3 separate regions of the Homo sapiens genome follow, and all the other regions are linked to region 1. Evidence: chromatin loops called from intact Hi-C (ENCODE). Cell type or tissue: PC-3. All regions are shown on one strand.

Region 1 (8,000 bases):
TAAGCTATCCCATCACTCTTTATTTGGGGGAAGGAATGAGAGAAGGAAACCGGTGACAATGAGGCAAAAGAAGAGATAGGTGAGAAAAAAGAGGAAAATAAAGATGCTGAGGAAAGGCTCAAGATTGAAGATGTAGGCTCAGATGATAGCAGTAAGGGTAAGAAAAAGAAGACCAGAAAATTAAAGAGAAATACATTGATTAGGAAGAGCTAAACAAGGCCAAGTTCATCTGGACCAGAAACCCTCATGATGTCACCCAGGAGAAATATGGAGAATTTTACAAGAGTCTCACCAATAACTGGGAAGACCACTTGGCAGTCAAGCATTTCTCTGTAGAAGGTCAGTTGGAATTTAGAGCATTGCTACTCATCCCTCAACGGGCTCCCTTTGACCTCTTTGAGAACAAGAAGAAAAAGAACAACATCAAGCTGTCCATCGTGTGTTCATCATGGACAGCTGTGATGAGTTGACACAAGAGTTTCTCAATTTTATTCATGGTTTGGTTGACTCTCAGTATCTGCCCCTCAACATCTCTCGAGAAATGCTTAAGCAGAGCAAAATCTTAAAAGTCATTCAAACAAACATTGTTAAGAAGTGCCTTGAGCTGTTCTCTGAGCTGGCAGAAGACAAGAAGAACTACAAGAAATTCCATGAGGCAGTCTGTAAAAATCTAGCCCACTGATTTAAATGTTAATCACATCTACAAAATGTCTTCATGCCAACATATAGACTGGTGTTTGGCCAATCTAATATATGGGTACCATGGCCTAGCTAGGTTGACACATAAAGTTTGCCATCACACCAAGTAATCCAGCACTACCATTCAAAAGGGTAGTTTTGCAAGTTAATAAAAAACTCTAGCAGTGTGGAAGCCAATTAGTCAGGAAACAAGCTGAGTCATCTTAGGGTTTCACTGAGAGCCGAAGGGCAAATGGAAATGTATAAAATGGAGGAAATTAAGCCAGAGTACTCAAGATGTTTATAAAGAAATAGAAGAGTGTATAACGGAAATGAAGAGTACTACTGCTGAAAGGAGGATGGAACTGGCAAGGAATATAGAAGGTACCAAAACAAACAAAAACATCCTTCAAACCCAGACCTTAATATTCTGAGCCCCAATGCCTTTGCCCATCTCCTTGGGCCTCTTGCCTCTTGGGGTCCAAGTGTTACAGAAGCTGCTTCAGCAGCAGCAGAGCAAGACCTGGACCCAGCACTGGTGGAGGGGGAGGCCTAAGCCAATTTCCACGACAGGAAGGAATGCTCCAGAGGACAATAAAAGTGAGGTCATCATGTGTCTACGAGTCTCTCCAGAAAAATATCAGATGTGAACTGTAAAACAATCAACATTCAGTTGTATAGGAAAAGTTAAAGCCATACTAGAGCAGGGGCCAAAAGCTTACAGAGAATCTGTGAAAGCCAGTTGCATGTAAGGGAGCCAGCCCTAATGGCATGCAGGTAGAACTCGAGCTTGTGGAATTTTTCTTTTAAACTATGAAGGACAGAGGTTCCTTTTCAGTCGAAAAGTGAACAAATGTTATGCCCATCTTTTAAAAAAATGGGCACTGGCATTGTGGAAAGCATTTGGGAGATTTATCAAAGAGCTTAAAACAGAACTACCATTCTACCCAGCAATCCCATTATTTGGTATATACCCAAAGGAATATAAATCATTCTACCATAAAGACACAGGCATATGAATGTTTATTGCAGCCCTATTCACAATAACAAAGACATGGAATCAACCTGAATGCCTATCAATGGTAGACAGGATAAAGAAAATGTGGTACGTATACAACATGGAATACTACACAGCCGTAAAAAAGAACAAAGTCATGTCCTTTGCAGCAACATGGATGGAGCTGGAGGCCATTATCCTAAGCAAACTAACACAGGAACGGAAAACCAAATACCACATGTTCTCACTAATAAGTGGTAGCTAAACATTGAGGACATATGCACACAAAGAAGAGGATAACAGACACTGGGGCTACTTGAGGGTGAGAGGGTGGGAGAAGGGTGAAGATTGAAAAACTACCTATCATATACTATGTTTATTACCTGGATGATAAAATGATCTATACACCAATCCCCTGTGACACACAACTTACTTATATAACAAGCCTGCACATATACCCCTGAACCTAAAATAAAAGTTTAAAAAAAGAGGGAAGAATGGGAGATAGGGTTGAATTAATATAGTAATTATAGACCAGACAGCATTGAAAACCAGGAAAATTTGATTGAAGCTTTCATTAATCACTGTATCTAAGAGCATAAAACACTAGTGGGTAAACTGTGCTAGTCTGTTTGGACTACTGTAACAAAATGCCATAAACCAGATGGCTTATAAACAGTAGAAACTTATTTCTCACAGTCTGGAGACTGGGAAGTCCAAAAGGCTCCAGAAGATCTGGTGTTTGGGGCCTGCTTCCTGGTTTGCAGATGGCTGTCTTCTCGTGCCATCCTCATATGGGCAGAAAGCAGAGAGAGAGAGTGGAAGCAAGCTCTCTCGTGTCTTCTTATAAGGGCACTAATTCCATTCATAGAGGCTCCAACGTCATGACCTAATTACCTCCCAAAGGCCCCACCTGCTACTACCATCACCTTGGGGATTAGCATTCTAACATATCAATTTTGAGGTGACACAAACACTCAGGCCATAGCACAAACCACAGGGCTTTTTGAAAGTCTTAGGGAAAAGAAAGTTGAAGTGCAACTTCCTTTCCAAATGTGGGCACATACACCATAGCCACACCACCTGTTAGCCCAGAACTGTATTTATGTCATCCTCCAGCCTGAGCCTCCAGGGGGCTAGGACTGCAGGACCCATGCTCTTAGTATGAAATGTGCTATCAGTGTTTTTCTTTCTGCCCACATAGTTACAAACAACTGAATTCAATCCAAAGTGCATTTCTTGAGTGTTTACTAGGTACTGCCTTACCAGGAAGTGACTTAAAGAATATAAAAATGCATAGGACATGGTTTCTGCCCCTCAAGATCACTACATGAAGGAGACCCACATACATATTAATAAATGAAAAAGATTATTTTAATTAAAACAGAAGGGAGAATTCAGACTTAAGCAATAACTCTTGACCATCAGAATGATAACACTGGAATTTCCTCTGAAAGGCGAGCTGAAGAGTTTCCTCCTTTAGACATAAAGTGAGACTGAACAGCCAGCCATCTTTGGTTGGTTAGACACCCACCTGACCCAGAACAGAGCTTGGGGCAGGTAATATTGCCAGGCCCCTCCCACTGTATAATTCTAAGACACTGTCATTTCTAGGTTGCTAAAAATAGAAACATGGCATCTGGTATGTAACAATATACAATATTGCAGCTGTGTCTTTATGATGAATAATAATACTTTGGAGTTATATGATGAGGCAATCACCTTGCAAGTGCAATCTCATTAACCCTCACAATATTCTGATTAGGTAGGCAGGTGGCAAGTGATCTGAACTCAGTTTGCAATTGAAGGAACCAAGACACAGAGAATCTGAGAAACTTCCCAAGGAGCACCCACTTTCAGTCACAGGTGGGAATGTGGCCCAGGTCTCCTGTCTCCAAATTTGTTGCTCTGAGCAGTAGTCCACACTGCTTCCAAGGTTCAGCAGCAGAACAAACTCGAAATTGGCATTGTCCTGGATCTACCCCCTGGGAAATATTGCTGACTTCTCTTAAGTGAATGCCAGAACCACCCCAAGATTAAGTTCAGTATTTCCTTGTTCTATTAACCTCTGGCAATTAACCTCTTCCTCCTTCCAAACTCCAACCTGTCTTGAAATAAACCGAAGAAATATTTAAACCACGCCAAAACTTCTCTATGACTTCTGTTAATCTCTCCCGAGTTTTTGTTCTGGTGTGTGGGTGCAATTTAGTTGAAGGTCAGTTGTTTTTAGAGAGTCACTGTTCTAAAAGTCTTTAAACACTCGTTCAGGCACCCTGTGTAAATAGATTTCTTCTCTCAGTCCCGATTTTATTCATGTCTTTGATAATAGAAAAAAATACTTGTTTGCTTTCCTAAACATGCTGTGTGATTTTGCTCAGACTAGAGGAACAGGTTTGGTGATGCTGATTTAAAATCACAGGAAAATGACACCATGAGCCAGGAGACATTTGCCAGCCCAGAGCAAAGGCGTCTTCTGAGCCTCTGGGGAAACACTGATATTCGTTTATAGGGAAACAGTAAGATTAATATGGGAACTCGGGTTGTGCTTTTGGGGGCAGGATTCCCTGGCTCCTTTTGAGACAATGACACGCGGCCACATCTTCAAATTGTTAATTATGTACTGCCCCCTAGGGATTTTTGTTTTGCTGGTGACAACCTGCTTCAGATCCTACAGGAAATATTTATCAGCCAGCTTCAGCCGGTATTTGTCTCATCGAAGGCTGCACCTTTTTGTGACCTTGTTGTACTGAGTCTACCCCTTTCTCTAGCAAGTCAGATTCACACACTTTACTTTTTGAATTGTTGATTTTTTCCCTCCCTCTTTTGTCTTTATTTGGTTTTATTTCCCCAGGATGGCTGCATTTGAATAGTGTGGGGAGGACTGACGTCTCTGCTCTTTAAAGCGCTGCTCTTACCAACCTCCACATTTCCCCTGTGGCTTTGTAAACATCCTTGGATTTGGGTAACAGAGGAAGAGCAAACTGTTAATCATAGACACTTACACATATGCACTTACATGTTTATCTGCACTTACTGATGGAGGAGTTCTCTATACTCTGAAATGTTCTCTATGAAATTCCATTTAAATCAAAAACTTTTATCAGAAAAATGAAATTGCTTCATGATTGAATAGCACTTTGCTTCTAAGTACCAGCCATCGAGGCTGATGAAATGGCCCAGATGACGCTTTTCCCCAGAAAGACATCCTTTACCCTTTATTTTAAAGTTAGAGTAAAAAATGTTGGCCCTATATTTCTTCGCACACTTTCAATACAGAAACGGTCTTAAGCTATAATAAATGACACAGTATCTGATATGAATGTTGTAAATATGCGTTGTTTTTACTGTTTGTGTAGTTTGTTCCTTTTTTTAAATAATGCATAAGACAGCCCTGGCAGGAATCTTTCTTCATGGATTGTATATTTTTTTAAACACACACACACACACAAATCCTGTACACAACAACTTTAGCAAATATATGCACGATCCAAACAGTTCAGAAATATAAGATCTGAAAATGAGCAAAGGGCAGCAGATTTTTGAATAGGCTTCATCAGCCGAGGGGAGAGGTCAGTCGTGGAGATTAGTTATAGGAGCTATTAAGTCTCCTCTGACACCCACAGTACAAGCTGCTTAACATAATCAGCCGCAATCAGCAAAACTGCTGTTTATTACAAAACGTTTTTCCCTTTTAATATTTCATATTGTTATGTAAAATGGTGCAGTGTAGGGACACACACATTTCACCAGGGACATATTGTACAAATTGTCAGCAATAATAATTTGTGGCTCTTCTCATGACATCTTTTGAAGTTAAAACGGTTGAGCGATACCTCTCCAGGGCTATTTTCTCTAATGTGGTTAATAGTTTGCACTGGAGTTGACCAAGCACCCTCTGGGTGATGTCGACATTTACCAGTATGAGAAAATGTTTGTGTGACCGAACATCAGCCAGACAAGTCTGTAATTCCAGGCCATGAAGCTTGGTTCTGCTTTCTCTTACCCATTTGGTCAGTGCCCTCAGTTATAGGTGTGTCTCATACTGGAATAAAAATGAGCAGAGGCATTCCCTAGTCTGTCCTAATCACCAGAGTAATTCCTCTTTCAAAACATTTTAATTTAAATAGAACTGATTATGAGGCACACGGTAGGAGTCTATGTAGAATGAATTTCATACACTGAGTATTGGGATAAGAGAAATTTCCTAACTGTCCAATAGGACAGGTTGCCATGGCCTAGATTAGAGGACACTTGGATATTTTTTTTTTCACAGTGCAAGTTCATGTGTGTTTTTTTTTAATACTTTAAGTTTTAGGGTACATGTGCACAACGTGCAGGTTTGTTACATGTGTAAACATGTGCCATGTTGGTGTGCTGCACCAATTAACTCGTCATTTACATTAGGTATATCTCCTAATGCTATCCCTCCCCCCTCCCCCCACCCCACAACAGGCCCCGGTGTGTGATGTTCCCCTTCCTGTGTCCATGTGTTCTCACTGTTCAATTCCCACCTATGAGCGAGAACATGCGGTGTTCGGTTTTTTGAGAGGACCCTTGGATATTATTTCCACATTTCTCTAAGAGAATAAGAAAGTACAGAGGCAGACGTTGCTGGTTCCCCTTCCAGTCCACTAAGCATCTTGTACAAGATGTCCTAACCCCTGACAGCTGTCTCCTAAGGTTCCATCCCTGGTCATCCCTCCCATTCACCCAGAGCCAGCATAGCTGGTTCATGGGAACTCTGGGCTGAGCAGGAGGCACTGGAGCAGAACAAAAGTGTAGGGTTTTATTTGTACAAATATGGGAATACTTAAAAGCTAAAATAAGCATTGTCCCTTTCCAAGTGAGCACCTTAGCAGGCTAAATGACACATTTATTCGAACACTGGAGCAGCCATTTCTCCCAATTTTGGTCCATCTTGTTTAGAAGCTGTGAAAGACAATCAGTGTCCTTCCTGTAGAGTCACTCATACCTTCCTTTGAACATTAACTCAATCATCTATTTCATTCATCAGGTCTGACTCCAAGTGAATGGACATTCCTCATTCTTTGTACACCTCCTATTTGGAAAAATTCTTTTGGATATTTATTTCTGTATCTATATCCCCAGTGTAATAAACTTCTTGAGATGAGGAGATTTTCATTTTCCCCTCTATATGCATCACCGTCTAGCTGCATCAGACACATAGTAAGTGCTCAATAGATGTTTGTTGAATAAATGAGCAAAGAGTTTAGGAAATTAAATTCACTCTTAGAGAACAAAGGTGTTCCCCTATGAGGGCTCTGGACTTGGAAGACTATTCAAATGTAGGGTTTTCATTCCTTGAACGTTTCTTGAATAATGGAAACTTCTCAGGAATTAGTGTTCACGGACAACATATCATTGAAATTTTAAAACGCTGTTAGATTTCTTAAAACCCCAATTATTGGACTTTCTAGACCAGTGCTCTCTAATAGAAATACACCGCAAGCTGCTTATATAATTTTAAATTTTCTAGTAGCCACATTTAAAAAGATGAAACAGGGTGAAATTAATTTTGATAAAATGCTAACAACATTTAATTTAACCCATATATGCAAAAACTTTTTTCAACATATAATCAGCTTAAAAAATTATTGATGTTTTTACATTCTTTTTTGCTGTTGTCCTAAGTCTTTGAAATTTGGCATACATTTTATGTTTATAGCACAACTCCATTTGGAGTAGCTGTATTCCACGTGCTCAGTAACCATGCATGACTGCTAGCTACCAATACTAGCAGCACTGTTCTAGATTCTGGGCCTGCCTCATTGCCCTCTTGGCCAGTACCTTCTTGTGATTGATACCTCCGAGGGTGGACTACAGGGGGCAGCAACAGGCAATGACTGGATGTGCCATGAGTGGTCACTTCTCTACTTATTTGCCCTTTCTTCCCTAGCTGGAGCAAAGACGCCAGTGGTACAATAGCATTTTGAGCAAATTAGAACATGAAAGCATGTGCAACACCCCAGATTTCATGTTATCAGTGCCAACCACATTTTTATTCCTTGGGCTGGTTGTTTCCTTGATTTTTCTTATATTCAGCCTAATGCAGCTCATGAAAAGGCTCAGACAAGAGACAAGTGTGGTTTCCACTCCTGAAGTCAATAGCAGAGCCGATGGGACCTAATGAACCCTGATATAAGAAAAAGAGAGGAGTCAGGGTGATTCCTGGGTTTTTTCCTTGTTCAACCATGTTAGAGAGTGGCATTGGTACAGTCACCTAGGGAGGGAGTGTGGCTGGAGAAGCTGGTATTGCTAATTTCAGTGCCTTGGGGCCTTCCAACACAATGTGGCTGGGAAGAGG
Region 2 (8,000 bases), 510 kb before region 1:
TTGCCATAATAACTATTAAAACCTTTGTCTAAATATAGCAGTCTAGTGGAATTATGTAAGCCTATAGCATAATTTTATAAAAATTTTAATGGAATGTATAGTCTCACACTAAACTCAGTTCCAGATTCATAGGAATGTATGCTATGATTATCTGAGAAGGAAAATTAATAATAGTAACTGCTGTTAATTCTTTACTATTTGCAGGCTTTTCTAGGTTCCTTACAATATAATATGTACTATTATTATCTCTATTTTTACAAGTGAGGAAACTGAGGCTTAGAAACGTTCAGTAACCTGCCCAGTAATAAAAAGCTAGGAAAGTGTTAGGCTCTGAACCTAATTAATATATTCACTACACTTATTTCATTTATGTTCTAATTACTACTTTGCCAAATACTCCATGCTTTGGAAGGAAAAAAAATGACTCAATAATGTCTTTTCAGGTAACAACTAGGATCAGTTTCCTAACTGATTTGGCTTTCCAAATCCTTTGTGATTAAAGGAATTTCTTTCCTCTGCAGTTCTATTATTCTTGTTCTCACAAAAGTCAGGTTCATACAGCTGCGTACGTGATCAACCATATTTGTAAATCTGTATTTCTGCACGTGCTTGTTCTGGCTAGGAAAAAGCTTCCTCAAAACTAGTGACCACTGTGAGTTCTGTTAGTCCATGAAGGAACTAAACCAGGCATATAGATATCTGGCTGGAACAAATTATTTATTTGTGAAGGGCTCTTCAGAATTAGCTGGTATTTTTAGGTATGATTCCTGTACAAACAGAACTTTATGTCTTCTTTTAAAAATTTACTTTGTAAAGTAAGGAAAACAAAAAATTATAAAATGGAAGCTTTATTCAAGGGTACAGGTGTTAATGCTGAACAATTTTAGTGTAACTAAAAAAAGTTTTTAAATATTTGTATAATAGTTTCCATAGATAATGTGCTAAAGTAAAACTAGGTTACAGTAAAATACTATGGCGTATACCTGAAGCAGTTGCTGCCTGTTAATGCCTTGACCTTGGAAAGCTATATACAAAAAGATGGCATCATAAAACCGTGCAATTCTTATGAATATGTATGTGCTACTTGATAATAATGAATGTGGTACAGTCATGCATGCACTACAAGATAATGTTGTGCCCTTTTTTGTCTACAGGTTGATAAAAATTAAAGAGTGGGTGGACAAGTATGACCCAGGTGCTTTGGTCATTCCTTTTAGTGGGGCCTTGGAACTCAAGTTGCAAGAATTGAGTGCTGAGGAGAGACAGAAGTATCTGGAAGCGAACATGACACAAAGGTTAATTAGCATTCATTTTCCCTACACTTTATTATCAACTATTTCCTTGCAGTAATTTAATTGCTTGCGCTGATAGAATAATAAATGACAGAGTAATTACCATTATAAAGAGGGAATCTTCTCCTTTCTTTACCATGAGACAGAGTGAAAAGATTTATTTTAAATTAAGTTTTTAACTGTCATCTGTCATCTCCGTACAGTGTTTTAATTATAACATAGGTATTAGTTATGTATATTTTTGAGAAGGAATGATCGCCAAAACTCTTTCGTCATGTTCAGTGGGGGAGGGGAAAGGGTGAATCAGTTGCCATAATTTTTTCTGAGTAACAGTAATATATTGTTTAAATATCAGATTTCAATCAAATAATTTTGCTTTTATGGCCAGGTCCTGGAAATAATTAATTTTGGATGAAAATAGTCATAATTTTTCTTTTTTTAAATAGCAAACAATTCAAAATAATATCTTCAGGCTAATACAATTAAAACCAATTTTAGAAGAGAGGTTTTTAAAAACAGTTACTTGCTTTCTGAACCCTTCCAGTGTATTCTGAAAGATGAATGGTCATTTACTACTATCTTTAACATTTTCTGCTTGAAATGAATAATTTTAGCTCTATACCAATTTCTGGCACAATCAACTTATGTGTTGGGTGAATTTGTTTCATTTGATTTCAGTGCTTTGCCAAAGATCATTAAGGCTGGGTTTGCAGCACTCCAACTAGAATACTTTTTCACTGCAGGCCCAGATGAAGTGCGTGCATGGACCATCAGGGTAAGATTCATACTTATTCATCAGCTATATCCAGTTCCACACTATTGAATTCAGATTGATATCACTGACTTTGAAGTTTGTCATGGTGGCGGTTAGCTAGTCATTACAGATGAGGTTTTTGTCCAGGATAACTTTAATTATTTGTGAGCTGCTGAACAGTGAAAGTGGAGCGGCATTGATTGAGGCAGGTAACAATTGATTCTGCCTATTACATAGTCTGAATTTCTTCATCCTGTAGAATCTGTCTACCCTCCTCCTGTGGTCAGAGATAAGACGCACCAGTATTGTGCTTGCTTAATCTGTGTGACTGGGTTTGTCTGCAGTGAAATTGATGTTGCTTTTCATTTTGTATTCGCTAAGTTTGTTTGGGTTGCGGGTGGTTCTTTCCTCCTTTGCTTTGCTCGGATTACATTTTCAGCAATAAAAGCAATATGACATCATTATGCTCTTCATAGATACACAGTTGGGCTCAAAAAGCTAAACTCAACGTGTAATAATTCATGCCTTTTTAAATTTGAATTCATAGAAGTAATGTTTATTTTCAGTGTTATATGTTCAGTCTTACTTCTTTAAAAATGTGATATGTATTTTAAAAATTGATGTATACTGAATACAACAGAGAGAATGACTAATTTATTCCCAGAGGACAATAGAAACTGAACTGTAATGGTTTGCTTTTAAATTTAAATATATTGTAACATAGTAGTTACTATTGAAAAATATTTTGAAATATATGTGATCCTAAATAGTATGTTACAGAATATAAAAATAATACCAGAACTTTTAGAAATAGTGTCTTATTCAGTCTTTTATTATGCTTTTTAAATATATGCTACACGATAAATTTTAGTGGTGCTTTGATTCCTGTTTTCAGTGACTACTGTAATTTATTGTTACATGTATTTTGATTTAATATGGATAGAAACATGGAGGCAGTTAACATAATGTTAAATGCCTTGTGTGAATGTGAGATTTACTTTTCTTTTATCTCCTCTCCCCTTTGTAAAAAAATGTTTGATTGACTTCTAACCAAGGTCCTTTTATATAGATTTTAAAAATAATGTCAAAGCAAATCCAAGTTGGTAAACAAATTGCCAGGATTTATTTTTACTATATATTTTAAAGATGTATTTTAAAGCCTTAAAACTTTCTAACTTAAGTATGTGGAGGTAGGAAAGATAGCATGTTCTGGGCTTGAAAATGTGAAAGCTGGTTTATCTTAAGACTGATTGTAAGTATCCATGATTTAATGTGCTAAGATATTTAGTCAGGTAAGCATCAGTGAGTAGCTATATTAACCCAATACATCTTTTATTGTAAAAACTGTGCTTTCTAGTGTCAGACTCCTTATCACTTTAACATGCTTTATTAAGCAGCCTTTAGGTCACCGTTATTTCTCAAATTTCTTTCCATGGTTATGTGTGTGTGGAATATATATCCTTGTAATATAACATATGGGTTAATTATAAGACATTTCTCTCCCTATATCAACTTGAATTTCCTTCATGATGGTTAGAGGCAGGGAATATTATGCAAAATGTTCAAAAATTTTATTATCGAAATTTTTTGAGAGTTTCACAATTATTTGCTGAATGTAGATTTCCAATATGATTTGTTGGAAATGCCTTTAAAATGTCCCTTTGTATATTGATTTTTATATGTTCTTTAGATGAGCTGAAATTTTGAGAGCTTTTTATCTTTTTAAAACCTTTGATAATTCAGCTTGAAAGTTACTTAAAAATCTATTTTTTTCCACTGTGAAGAATAGAAAATCGAAATGAAACCTACACCAAAACCAGACCACTGCTTCTAAATCAATAAAACAGTGGATGACTGTTAGGAAAAACAAAGCCACGCTTCTTTAATATCTACTGATCTATGCTAAATCTGCTGCACAGATACTACCCAGTGTTGAAAATGTACTAATTATATACCTGACATCTTAACAGATATTAAACTAAGTTCTAGTTGAGCCCAACTGCAGATCAGAGAAAAGAAACTCTGTGCTTACAATCAGTCATCTTAAATGCAATTAGTTTTCTCTGGTCTTTCTTTTCAAAGAAAGGGACTAAGGCTCCTCAGGCTGCAGGAAAGATTCACACAGATTTTGAAAAGGGATTCATTATGGCTGAAGTAATGAAATACGAAGATTTTAAAGAGGAAGGTTCTGAAAATGCAGTCAAGGTAAAGAATTGTTTTTATTTTTGTATTTCACAATGTTTCCACTGATGCGAAGTTAGTCATGATAAAAATGAATGATAATTATCTTTTAAACTGAGTGTAGTCTAAAATAAAGTAATAAGATGATCAGCGTTTAGTGTTACTATCAACTGACTTAAGAGCTATAGATGTTTACATACTTTTAGATCATTTTAAAAATGTGTGAATTGTCAGTAGTTTTGTGGAGGTTTTTTTCTATAATTGAAAATAAAATAAATTAGGTTTAAGTAATTGTAAATAATTTCGAAGAATTTGTTCACTCATGGCCAATGAAAAATTGTACTTATTACATTTGAATAGCTGAAGTATAATATATATGCTTATAATTACTTCAAGAATAGAGATAGAAAGTTAGTTAAATAAAAGCTGTTCTTTCTAAAACTTCATGGTTTTACTTGTTTGTTGTTTAAAGATACTTGGGGATTTGATTTGCTTTCTCAACACTAGAGGGCAGGTCCAAAATTGTGCTTTATTTTAGCTAATAAGGATAATTTGGTTTGCAGACACTAATAGTGAAGCAGTTTTATACATGAGTAGTAGATGACTTGTTAAATGTAAATTCTGTTGCAAAATTAATTTTGTTTGATTTATTAGATGTTACTTAGAGAAATCTAGCAATCTCTAATATAGACAGATTAGCTGGTTAAACTGACATTGTAGGAAGGTTCTTTAATTTAATTTAATATTTGAAGACTACTATAGTAAATGTTATAGAATTTAAAGAAGATTCTTGTGTTTACTATTTCATAAGTTGAAAGGAATACAAAAAAGTTTATTTCAGGTTTACTTTATTTTCACTGGTATCATTGGAAAGGTCATACCGAACAGCAGGACTTTAATAGAACTGTTGGAACACCAGGAAGAGGAGGGGGAAAATCTTGGTATAATTGGTTCAATGTTGAATGAGAACCATTTTGTTTTTTTGAAAGAGTGGAAGGAATAACAGTTTACAAGTAAACACAGTTGTTAATTTTTTGATGGTGGCATCTGTATAGATATAGGTAGGTGTGCAAAAATACTGAGATTGAACTTTGTCAGGAATACTAATTAGACGAACAAAAATCTCAGATTATTTGTCAACATGCTACATCATGTTGGCATATCTATTTTTCATAAGGAAGATAAAAATGAGGATGTTTTCTATTACTAGAATTCAGAGATCAGATGCTTCTTTTTTTATACTCTTAAAATGGTAAGCCTGTTTACCAATCCTTAGTAGATCTATGTTGTAATAAACTTGATAGATGAATTGTAAATATTTCCTTTAACAATTGAGAGAAACTTTATAATATCCAATAAAATAATATTTCCTGCTTGTAAGACTATTTACCACTAACTGGCAGCTTTTATACTATAAATTAGAAAAGGTTGACTCTGACATTTTCACCTAGGATACCATTAAATATTTTACGTTGTTTTAACCTCCAAAACTAATATTTCAAAATTTGAAGTCCAAGTAAAATGAAGCATTTAGGAATTGCTCTCTGCTCCTTTATTCAACAAATGTTTACTTGCAGATTATCAAGTAGGTTTTAGATTTGAGAGCAAAATTGTGTATATGTGTGTGTATGTATGTATGTATGTATGTATGTATGTATGTATGTATGTATATGTATTTCTAACACCAGTGCAGCATAACTAATTTAATGCCAGTGCTGTGAACTATATACTGAATAGCTCTGTGTGGGCTTTGTAGTCTACAGGGATATCACATTATTAGCAATCATATCTGCTTAGGCAAAGCTGGCTTCTACAGATGGCTGCTTTCAAGTGCAAATGAACTGGTTAGACGTGTCTTGTTTAATACATACTCAAGATTCACAAATGGGTATTGATTTTTTTTTTCAACCAGTGTTTCTGATAGCAGTGGAAATGGATTAAATGGTCTCTAGAGAATTTAAAGGAACACTGTCACTTTTAATTAATAGTAAACTTGAGTGGTAACAAAGTATATAAAGTTACATTAATATGTCATGTCAATATGTACTTGATTTATATTGTCTATATAGTTTTATAACAGTGGGCTATAGATTCTAGAAATAAGTAGCTTATGGCCTTCAATACATTGCATGTCTTTATAAAAACATGTGAAAATATGTATTTTTATATATATACACACACACATATGTGTCATATATATGAAATATATATAAATATAAATATATATGTATACACACACACACATATGCCTTTAATTGTAGGGTACGTTACGTTGGCTTTCTAGAAATAAGCTTTATATATTCTTCATATATTTATATTCTGTTAAAATCAGGACAGTTTTATATGTGGTCTAGATAATTGAAAATATGCTTACTAGGGCTCTGCAATCTGGTTTGTTGATTTTACCCTCAGATGTATGATCTTTATTAGTGTTTTTGTTACAGATTAGTATAATTTCACTTGGCTTTGAACATTCTTATCAATATCTTCAAAGAGAAGCACTAATCCTGTTGGGCAAAGGTTTCTTCTCAATACATTCTAACAGAAGGGAAAAACTTTTGAGAATTTCCCCCAAAAGATCCTCAAGTCCTTATTGTTGAGGAGTCGATGGTGGGGTCATGTGGGACCATGTCAGCTGTGTGCAGTGTTAAGTGTGGGTGCTGCAGAGCCTGTTTTACTTATGGTAAAGTAAAGTTCATGCCATGGACTAAACCTGGTTTTCTGGAACTGCTGCTTGCTTCTATTAAAATTACCAGCAGATTGCATGTCTGGATCTGCATACCAGCAGGTGGAATCAGTTGCTTTGCTGACTAATTTACAAGTGGAAGAAATATCTGTCTTTGCAACTGCAACCTGTTAGAGTCTCCTTGTAACTAGGGCCATTAGTCAGGAAACCGTATGATGAATTCTAGTACATACTTCTATGTATACACATTGTCAAGACTAAATTTTAAAAACTACAAGGAAGTAGTTCAGAATCTTACACAACAACTGATCATAATTTTCCTTATACCAACTATATTTTTGGCATCACCAGTGTCACCAAAGGATTTCTTTAAGCAAATAAAGCAGCTTTTAACTAGTTATATAGTCTTTTTCTTTCTGCCTGGTTTGATCTGTTTTGTTACAGTGACTTGCTGGATGTTTGCAGACACATCAGAAATGTACCATAAACAGCGTGTAATGAAACTTAATGATATTGGTATAATTACATTTATGTACCAACAATTTAGTGGAGAATACATTATGATTATGTATATATGGAAAATCTAGTTCTGCCCAAATCAAGAATACTTTGCTTCTCTCCAAGTCTAGTTTTGAACTTGTATGCCTTCCTATATTTCATTTTTTCTTTTTTTATATCACCCAAGTAGTATAATACTTTTTATATCTGCTGCCACCATTTACCCCATGTATTTAGTTGTAAACTAATAACCCATTTCCTCTATATTTTCTGTTTGCAGGCTGCTGGAAAGTACAGACAACAAGGCAGAAATTATATTGTTGAAGATGGAGATATTATCTTCTTCAAATTTAACACACCTCAACAACCGAAGAAGAAATAAAATTTAGTTATTGCTCAGATAAACATACAACTTCCAAAAGGCATCTGATTTTTAAAAAATTAAAATTTCTGAAAACCAATGCGACAAATAAAGTTGGGGAGATGGGAATCTTTGACAAACAAATTATTTTTATTTGTTTTAAAATTAAAATACTGTGTACCCCCCCCCCCCCATGAAATGCAGGTTCACTAAATGTGAACAGCTTTG
Region 3 (8,000 bases), 280 kb before region 1:
GTTAATGGGCCGCAGAAAACCTTCTCCTCCTTCAGCAGCCCCTGCCCTCTCTTCCCTTGCTCCTGCCACTGCCTTAACCCAGATCCTCATCAGCTCATTCAATGAATATAGGAGCTTTGTGATGGCTGACTGTCTCTGCCTTTGGCCACTCTTCCCTTGATCCACATTCTGCACTGCTGCCAGGGCACTTTCTAGGAGGCAGGTCTGTGTGTGCCGAGCTCCTGTGGGAGGCCCTTCAGCGGCTCTCTCTGTCAACAGGAGAAAGTCCCTTGGCCTCACCGTTCATCTCTGCCCCACACCTGTCCCACTCTGACCAGACTTCCTTTCTCAGAACCTGCTGAGCTCCTTTGGCACATGCTTCCTCCCTTGCCCAGATTTTCTTCCTTCACACTTGGCTAACTATACAGATTCTCTAGGCTCATCTTGAATGTACCCTCCTCGGTTAGGTCATCGTGGGGGAGGGTTCGCCACCTCCCCGCTGGGTTCTTTGCCTACTACCTTCTTAGAATGCTTTTGACATTGCACTTTCATGATCTGTTTACACGCTGTCTCCCCTCCACAGCTCTTGGACTGCAACGTGCTTGCTCATCTGTATCCCTGACACCCAGCCCCGAAGGTGGCAAGGGGCCATGTAAGCATTTAATGAGCAAGAGACTGACAACTAGCTGTATGTTAAGAGATTAAAATAAAACGGCCCTTTTATTTTTTTTCTTTTATTTATTTTTTAAAAATTGGGAAGAGATCTTGCCCAGGCTGGTCTCTAACTCCTGGCCTTATGTGATCCACCCGCCTCGGCCTCCCAAAGTGTTGGGATTACACACATGAGCCACTGGCACCTGGCAAATGCTCTTTTATGTCACAACTATGTCATTCTTTTCTGTTAGAATTCTAATTTTTTATTTTTATTTTTTAAATTTTTTTATTTTTTAGATAGAGTCTCGCTCTGTCGCTCAGGCTGGAGCACAGTGGCATGATCTTGGCTCACTGCAAGCTCCGCCTCCTGGGTTCATGCCATTCTCCCACCTCAACCTCCTGAGTAGCTGGGACTACAGGTGCCCACCACCACACCCGGCTAATTTTGTTTTTGTATTTTTAGTAGAGACAGAGTTTCACCATGTTAGCCAGGATGGTCTCGATCTCCTGACCTTGTGATCTGCCCACCTCGGCCTCCCAAAGTGCTGGGATTACAGGCGTGAGCCACCGCGCCTGGCCTAGAATTCTAATTTTTTAAAGTGAAAATTAGCAATAATCTTTACTGGAATTTTAATAGCTTAGAACTTTAAAGTTCATCTACTCTAGTCTTTCTTGTTGTTGTTTTTGTTTTTGTTTTTTTTTTTGAGACAGAGCTGACTCTGTCACTGAGGCTGGAATGCAGTGGCACAATCTTGGCTCACTGCAACCTCCGCCTCCCAGATTCAAGTGATTCTTGTGCCTCAGCCTCCCGAGCAGCTGGGATTACAGGCGCCCGCCACCACACCCGGCTAATTTTTGTATCTTTAGTACAGACAGGGTTTCACCATGATGACCAGGCTGGTCTCAAACTTCTGGCCTCAAGTGATCCACCCACCTCGGCCTCCCAAGTGTTGGGATTACAGGCATGAGCCACCGTGCCTGGCCAGTCCCATCATTTTTACAGGCAAGGAAACGATGGTCCTGAGTAGTGACAGCAACACTGTTAGTGGTGGCGCTGGGCTAGCCTCCAGCTCCTCTGGTCAACTGCCTGTGGTACCCAACACTGAGTGGAAAAGCTGCCTTTCTATTGGCTCCTAGGATTGCACAGTTATGCATATGTGATGAAGGAAATGGCCATCTCCACTCAACGTTTATGGTATTTTCACTTAGCTTTTGGACACTGCTGATATTGCTGAATTAGAACAATTCTAGAACATTTATTATTATGTGGAAAGATCATTCATGGCTCTCTAAAATTATTAGTGTAGCCTATTGTAAGTGAAGAGAGAGAGAGAAGAAAAGACACTTCAATGTTTTATGTCCAGAAAGACCTAGTACTTGAATATCAGAGAATACTAGAAATGGAGAAAATATATTTACTTAATGTCACTATAAAATTATTTCTTTTCATGTTGAATCATTGCTAACAATTCACACAATTATAATTTTATATTAGAGAAACAACATCTTTGATATAAAGTAATTTAAGTTGCTCTCTGGTATCTTAAATGTCAAACCAGGGCAAAATCTTACCTGGTAGAAACTGTAGAGTTATGATTGCCACATACCTAGGGTGAGCATTTATTGTTTTGTTTGCTAAGCTCTCTCCCTTCCTTCTGAGACTGTTTTGGGAAACTGCTGGTCTAATACAGGATGCAAAAGGGAGTTGCACTTTAAAATTTGACCTTGACTCCCTGGTGTTGTGATTGTTGCTGGGTGTGAGGTTGGCATGGGCAAGCCAATTATACCACCATATTCTTAGGCAACAATGATTGCTCTGAGAAGGGGCATGTATCCTAAACTAGACCCAGCAGAGTCGTTCCTTGCCATTTTTAAAAAACAGAAGTTGGTAGCAGAGGAGAAGAGTTTCTTTACTTTCTTGTCTTGATGCTGAGAAAATATGACTTAGAAGTAGCTCTGATTGTAGCCTTGGGTAGATAAAGGTGATCTGCAAGAATGAAGCCAGCCCGCAGAGAGAAGCAGAGAGGACAAAGGATGAGAGAAAGGGAGAGAGCTCCTTGACAGGGTTAGAGGCCCTGGTTGCAGTTATGCATGAGGCTCTCCTCTTCCTGTAACCAGGTATCAGCCAGTAATTTTTGTTTTTTCTTTTTTGCTGGTTTGGGTTTTGAAGCTTTGCAGCTAACCATTGATCAAGTTTTAACATACGAAGATTTTGTTTTGCTTTGTTAACTAAACAAGTTGAGCAAATGTGCCTTCTGTATCCCAGAATGTAGATTGCATTGTGTATGTGAGGTAGATATTTATAAGGATGCTGTATTATTTTTCCTCTCTCCTACTTTGACGTTCACTGTATATTACTTACGTAACAGGAAATTAGAAAAAGTTTGAGAAATGTGTCTAGCAGCCTGGCTAAATTTGTCCAACTGCTAAGCAGTCCAGTCTGCCAGGCTGACTTTAATCTGGAAAAGTTCTTTAAAAACCAACCAGTTTGATACAAATGTTTTTGTTGAAATGTTTTCTAGTATGTAGCAGAACTGGCTCTCTCACAAAGCAGCCTATTTATAGTAGTAATTCCTTTGAAGAAAATTTTTTTGTCTGAGTACATGATCAAAGTAACAGCAGAACACTGAATGGATGCATTAATCCAATAAGATATTTAAGTTTGTATTAAATTCTAGAAACTTGAAGCAGGACATCTGAAATGGATTTCACTCAGCATAGTGTAAATCATAGTTCTTGATGGGGTATATTAAAAAGAAAATCTCCTATGGTTTTAATATCTTTAGGATTTTTCTGTAGGAGGGAGTTAGGGCCTGGTGAGTGGGTAAAAGAAAATAAATAGAAAAAAATTTGTAAAAGTTAAAATGCCAACACATGTGCATCGACACCTGAGAATGACAGGGGTGAGGAGAGCCACTATTTCTCAAACATCATCTACCAGCCTTGGAATTGGTTCTTGCCCGAAGTGTTCCTTCCACAGGTAAAAGGAAAAAAACAGCAGAAAATGAGAAAATTCTGATTGAGTTCTGCAGAGCCAAGGGCAAATCAATAGTTCATTTCCCTGACTCCGATATTCAAAACTTGATTTGGAATCAATTTGTGTTTAGAAGGTTTCCACAAATTCTAAGGCAACAAAAATGAAGACATATCACAGAATTTAATCTGTCTTGTTTGCAGCCCTTCCCCTGCCCAGGACTCGACAGATGCAGGAGGGACAGCTGGCAGGAGGAAGGCTTGGATGAAGTCACCAAGGGGACTGTTTGGCTGGTGACTCATGGCTTAAATTTAATTGTTTTGGCAAAGTCAATATGTTGCTCTTGTGTAGAAACAGAAATAATGAGGATATTTGGGTTGATGTTTCTGATTTTTTGAAGGAGCTGTGGTAGTCTTGAATAAATAGAATGGAGATCGGGACCTAGTAAACGAAGACTTGGGGCGATGACATCCATTGCTTCCTTCAAGGTTTTAATGAAAACTGGTGTCCTCTAGGAAAAGAAATGCAGTCCCTTGGGAAGCAATCTTGTACTAGAGAGGAAAAGGCAGCTTTTGGATAATGGTTTCATTTGTAAATATTAAAAAATACCTTGTAACTGGAAATTGTGACTAGAAACCTGTAATTTTCTTGATAATGATTTCTGTTTATATGTGTATGTATCTGTTCATGGTGACATCCGACTTCCCAATATTTCTCAACTATCTACAATTTGGCTGAGAACCAGAAAGTGAGGGGAAAAAAATGACCAAATGAGATGCCCAGAGCCCAGTGACGAAAGCCCTTGTGCTTTACCCATAGATGTTCTTATGGTCTTCTTCTTCTAGTGTTTTCTTCCTTGATTGAAGGCGCCACTGCTCATCCACTTGCATAAACCAGACCTCTAGAAACTCTCCCAGGCACCTTCTTTCCCTTCATCTGGGTGCGCCCATTCACCTTTCGGTCATGCCACACTGACCTTCTACACAGCTCTCAAATCGTCCACTCTTCACGTGCAGGGAGTCTTGACCTACTTTTTGCAATGAAACCCTTTGGCAGTCTGGTGAAGCCTATGTGCCCCTTTTTAAAGTAAGATTTTTAACTTTTTAATTTTTTTTAGCAAACTAATGCAGAAAGAATAAGGCTTTATAATGCATTAAATAAAACACAGGATTACAAAGAAAACCAATTATGTTAAAATACAGTTATCAAAGTATTAATAATTTTGACTTATAATAATATATGTGCTTCTTTATAAATGCATTATGTAATATGACATAGTAGCAGGCCTAACAACTGCAGTAATTTTCAAGTAGTGATGAGTATAAATGACATATATATATATTTTTGTTGTTGTTGTTGTTTGTTTTTGAGACGGAGTCTCGCTTTGTCACCCAGGCTAGAGTTTAGTGGCACAATCAATCTTGGCTCACTGCAACCTCCGCCTCCCAGCTTCAAGTGATTCTCCTGCTTCAGCCTGGGATTACAGGCACACACCAGAATGCCCGGCTAATTTTTGTATTTTTAGTAGAGATGGGATTTTACCATGTTGGCCAGGCTGGTCTCGAACTTCTGACCTCAGGTGATTCGCCTGCCTCGGCCTCCCAAAGTGCTAGGATTACAGGCGTGAGCCACCGCGACTGGCTGAGTATAAATGATATCTTGATATATCTGCAGCAACTGTAATGTGATCTGAAAACACCTGTGATTTCTCTCGGTAGCAAGGTCACAGATGCTGCTAATACTCCTGAGGTTTGCTGCCTACATTTATAACGGAAGGAAATACTAAATTTCAATTAGCGGTTGATGACAATAAAGATACGCTTGTTTTCCCACCTAAATTCACAGAATTCTGTGGAGCCTGGACTGAGAATACTGCCTTTAGGCCAAGCCACCATCGTTTTTGCTGGACTTAACTGCCACAGGCTCCTACTGGATGTAAAGCTTGCCCATGTCCAAAATGTCCTCTACTCTGCAGCCAAGATGGTGTTTTCAAAATGCAACTGCCCACTTATACACCTGAACTGCCTTCCATTGCCCTTAGAGACCAAAAGGCCTAGGTCTTGGCCACAGGGCTCCTCTTCCTATGTGGCAGATTCTGTGTTCTCTCCCACCACAGGGCTTTGGCACGTGTGTTTCTCTCCACATCCTTCCTCACCAGTGAACTCTTAGGAGATCTGCTCAACCATCACAAGGAAGTCTCCTCTGACCTTCCTGATCAGTTCCTGGTTGTCTACTGCCTCATATCCCTCTTGTTTCTCTGAGGTGATGTTACATTTATTTGCATGATTCTTTGGCTAATTGCTTGTCCACCCATCAGCTGTGGGTTTCATCAGAACTGGTTTCCAGCCTGGCCAACATGGTGAAACCCCGTCTCTACTAAAAATACAAAAATTAGCTGGGTGTGGTTGTGGGCGCCTGTAGTCCCAGATACTTGGGAGGCTGAAGCAGGAGAATCGCTTGAACCCGGGAGGTGGAGGTTGCAGTGAGCCGAGATCTCGCTACTGCACTCCAGCCTGGGCAACAGAGCAAGACTCTGTCTCAAGAAAAAAAAAAAAGAACTGGTTTCATGCTATTCCCAGGACAGTGCCTGGCATATAATAGAGGCTCATTAAATGCTTGTAGAATAAATAGATGAATGAATGAATAGTTCCAATAGCATTTTAGGAGCAGAAAAACCCAATGACATGGTAGGGATTGAGATGAGAAGAAAAGTTTACATGACAGCAGGGTGGAGTGACAACTTCTTATTCAGGGAGGAGACAGGGATGCTCACAGAAGTGGCCAAAACCAGACACCCCCTCCTCCTGAACTGAAGTCTGTCAGCGTAACTAAAATGGCGAGTTTTATGTACATCAATAGGCCTCAAGAGCACCACTATGTTATAGGAGATAATATTAATTTATATTTCTAAGGTCAACCCTAAATATTAAGAAAAAGTTAAATTACATTATTGGTATTCACATATTTAAAAAGAAATGTTATAAAAATAGCAAAAGTTTACATTTCTCTTGAAAAGGTTATTTGGAAAATATATGAGGTCTGATGATTGTGCCGTATGTGTATGTACATATATGTATATATTTATTTCCTGGAATATATTCTTTGATGCCAACACTTAGATATTTAATGATTAGGTCTAAGATATGTTTCTTCAACAGTATAACCTAGAAGTGGAATTTTCAGTGGGTTGATTATATCAGTGGAGAATGATACTAACGAGGCCATATTATGGGTAATGTTCTCACAAAGTGATGATGACATTGTGTCCTGTGGTATAGATTTCATTCCCACTTCCAGCTAAACATGGTGCAAATGCAGGCTTAGGGTTTTGAATAAAAGTGCATGGATAGATGGTGCAAATCCATCTTTGATAGTTAAGAAATGAGTCAAAGTTGACTTGTGTAAGATAATTTTGAGTTCCTACCATGGTCAAGGCCTGGTAGTAGGTCCTGGATGTGTAGCAATCTCATCCCTGCCAAAATAGCATTGGATCAATTTTCCTACATGAATGGGTGTATTACTTCATTAATAACTGAAGTTGGACTGTTTCATGGGGACTCATTTTATAGTGAAAGATACACAGATACTAGCCCTGGACTGGAAAAAGATAGAATGCTTTTATTCTGAATCCCTGTAGGGGAAGATGAATTTTTAGGCATTCACCCTACATACCTTCGTATGTGAGGCAAAGATTGGAACATCAACTCCCAAGAGACTGTTCCCTTTGTGCTGTTCCAGGGGCTGTTCCTATCTGTTTGGCGAGCACCTGGAAACCATTGCCCAGGGTTTGGATTCAAACCTAAAGTTATCTGATTGGCTTATTTCCACATCAGTTGCTCATCATTTATTTAGAGCAAAATCACGTAAAATCCTCCCTCCTGTGGATCAAGTTGGCCAGTCCAGTCTGGAAAAGTGATGGACTGTGCCAACTGGCACTCAGAGCCTGGGCCACGGCCATCGGTGACTCGTTGGGCCGATTTTCATTTGCACTTTTCCACTGGGCTTGGACCCAGCAGCCTGAAACAGTGCCTATGAAGCTGTCACACTCTGTTGTGTCAAAGTGACTCAAGCACTTTTGGGCTGGGATCATTGAAATGATGGACTGTTATGGTCTTCCCTCTTAACGCGCATTTAATGCCTGTTCAGGGAGCACTTCATTTACACATCACTTACATGCTAGACTTATGCAATTTTGGTTGTAAATTCAGTATTGTTCTTGTATAGGAGCCATGCTCTAAATTAAATAAGACGAGCCCCTTGTACCCTAAAGGCAGGCCTGCGTGTGTATTTCTAACCTCTTTGCAGTATCAATTACCATGGAATTACATTACAATTTTTAACAAGGATAACATTCAGGTTTCAAAAGAGGAAAAATAGATTGAAATAAGAAAAC

The links. A loop is a pair of places that touch in the nucleus more often than their neighbours do. Peaks named below come from ENCODE experiments on the same cell type or tissue, not always from the same donor. Only the 100,000 strongest peaks of a DNase experiment are listed, where the experiment ranks them.
Region 2: it touches region 1 in a loop (6-fold over the local background); 2 of 110 quality-filtered maps call a loop at or near these places.
Region 3: it touches region 1 in a loop (3-fold over the local background); 2 of 110 quality-filtered maps call a loop at or near these places.

What each region holds. Positions count from the first base shown.
Region 1 is chr2:173,567,783-173,575,782 of GRCh38, reverse strand. It overlaps the pseudogene LOC100129456. Among named protein-coding and RNA genes, the nearest start is that of CDCA7, 220 kb to the right of the region's middle. RefSeq lists a silencer at 2,711-2,770. In PC-3, CTCF peaks have their summits at 4,274 and 7,522 (motif pointing right); a DNase peak (open chromatin) is centred at 4,192; H3K4me3 peaks cover 1,496 bases; H3K27ac peaks cover 2,882 bases.
Region 2 is chr2:174,075,219-174,083,218 of GRCh38, reverse strand. It overlaps OLA1 (Obg like ATPase 1), which reads left to right. Exons shown (of 11, transcript NM_013341.5): 8 at 1,155-1,295; 9 at 1,971-2,067; 10 at 4,129-4,251; 11 at 7,692-8,000. The coding sequence ends at 7,793. Among named protein-coding and RNA genes, the nearest start is that of LINC01960, 54 kb to the right of the region's middle. In PC-3, CTCF peaks have their summits at 4,740 (motif pointing right) and 7,000 (motif pointing right); no DNase peak of the experiment used is centred here.
Region 3 is chr2:173,850,919-173,858,918 of GRCh38, reverse strand. No RefSeq gene overlaps it. Among named protein-coding and RNA genes, the nearest start is that of SP3, 110 kb to the left of the region's middle. In PC-3, no CTCF peak of the experiment used is centred here; DNase peaks (open chromatin) are centred at 3,868 and 7,448; H3K4me3 peaks cover 308 bases; H3K27ac peaks cover 721 bases.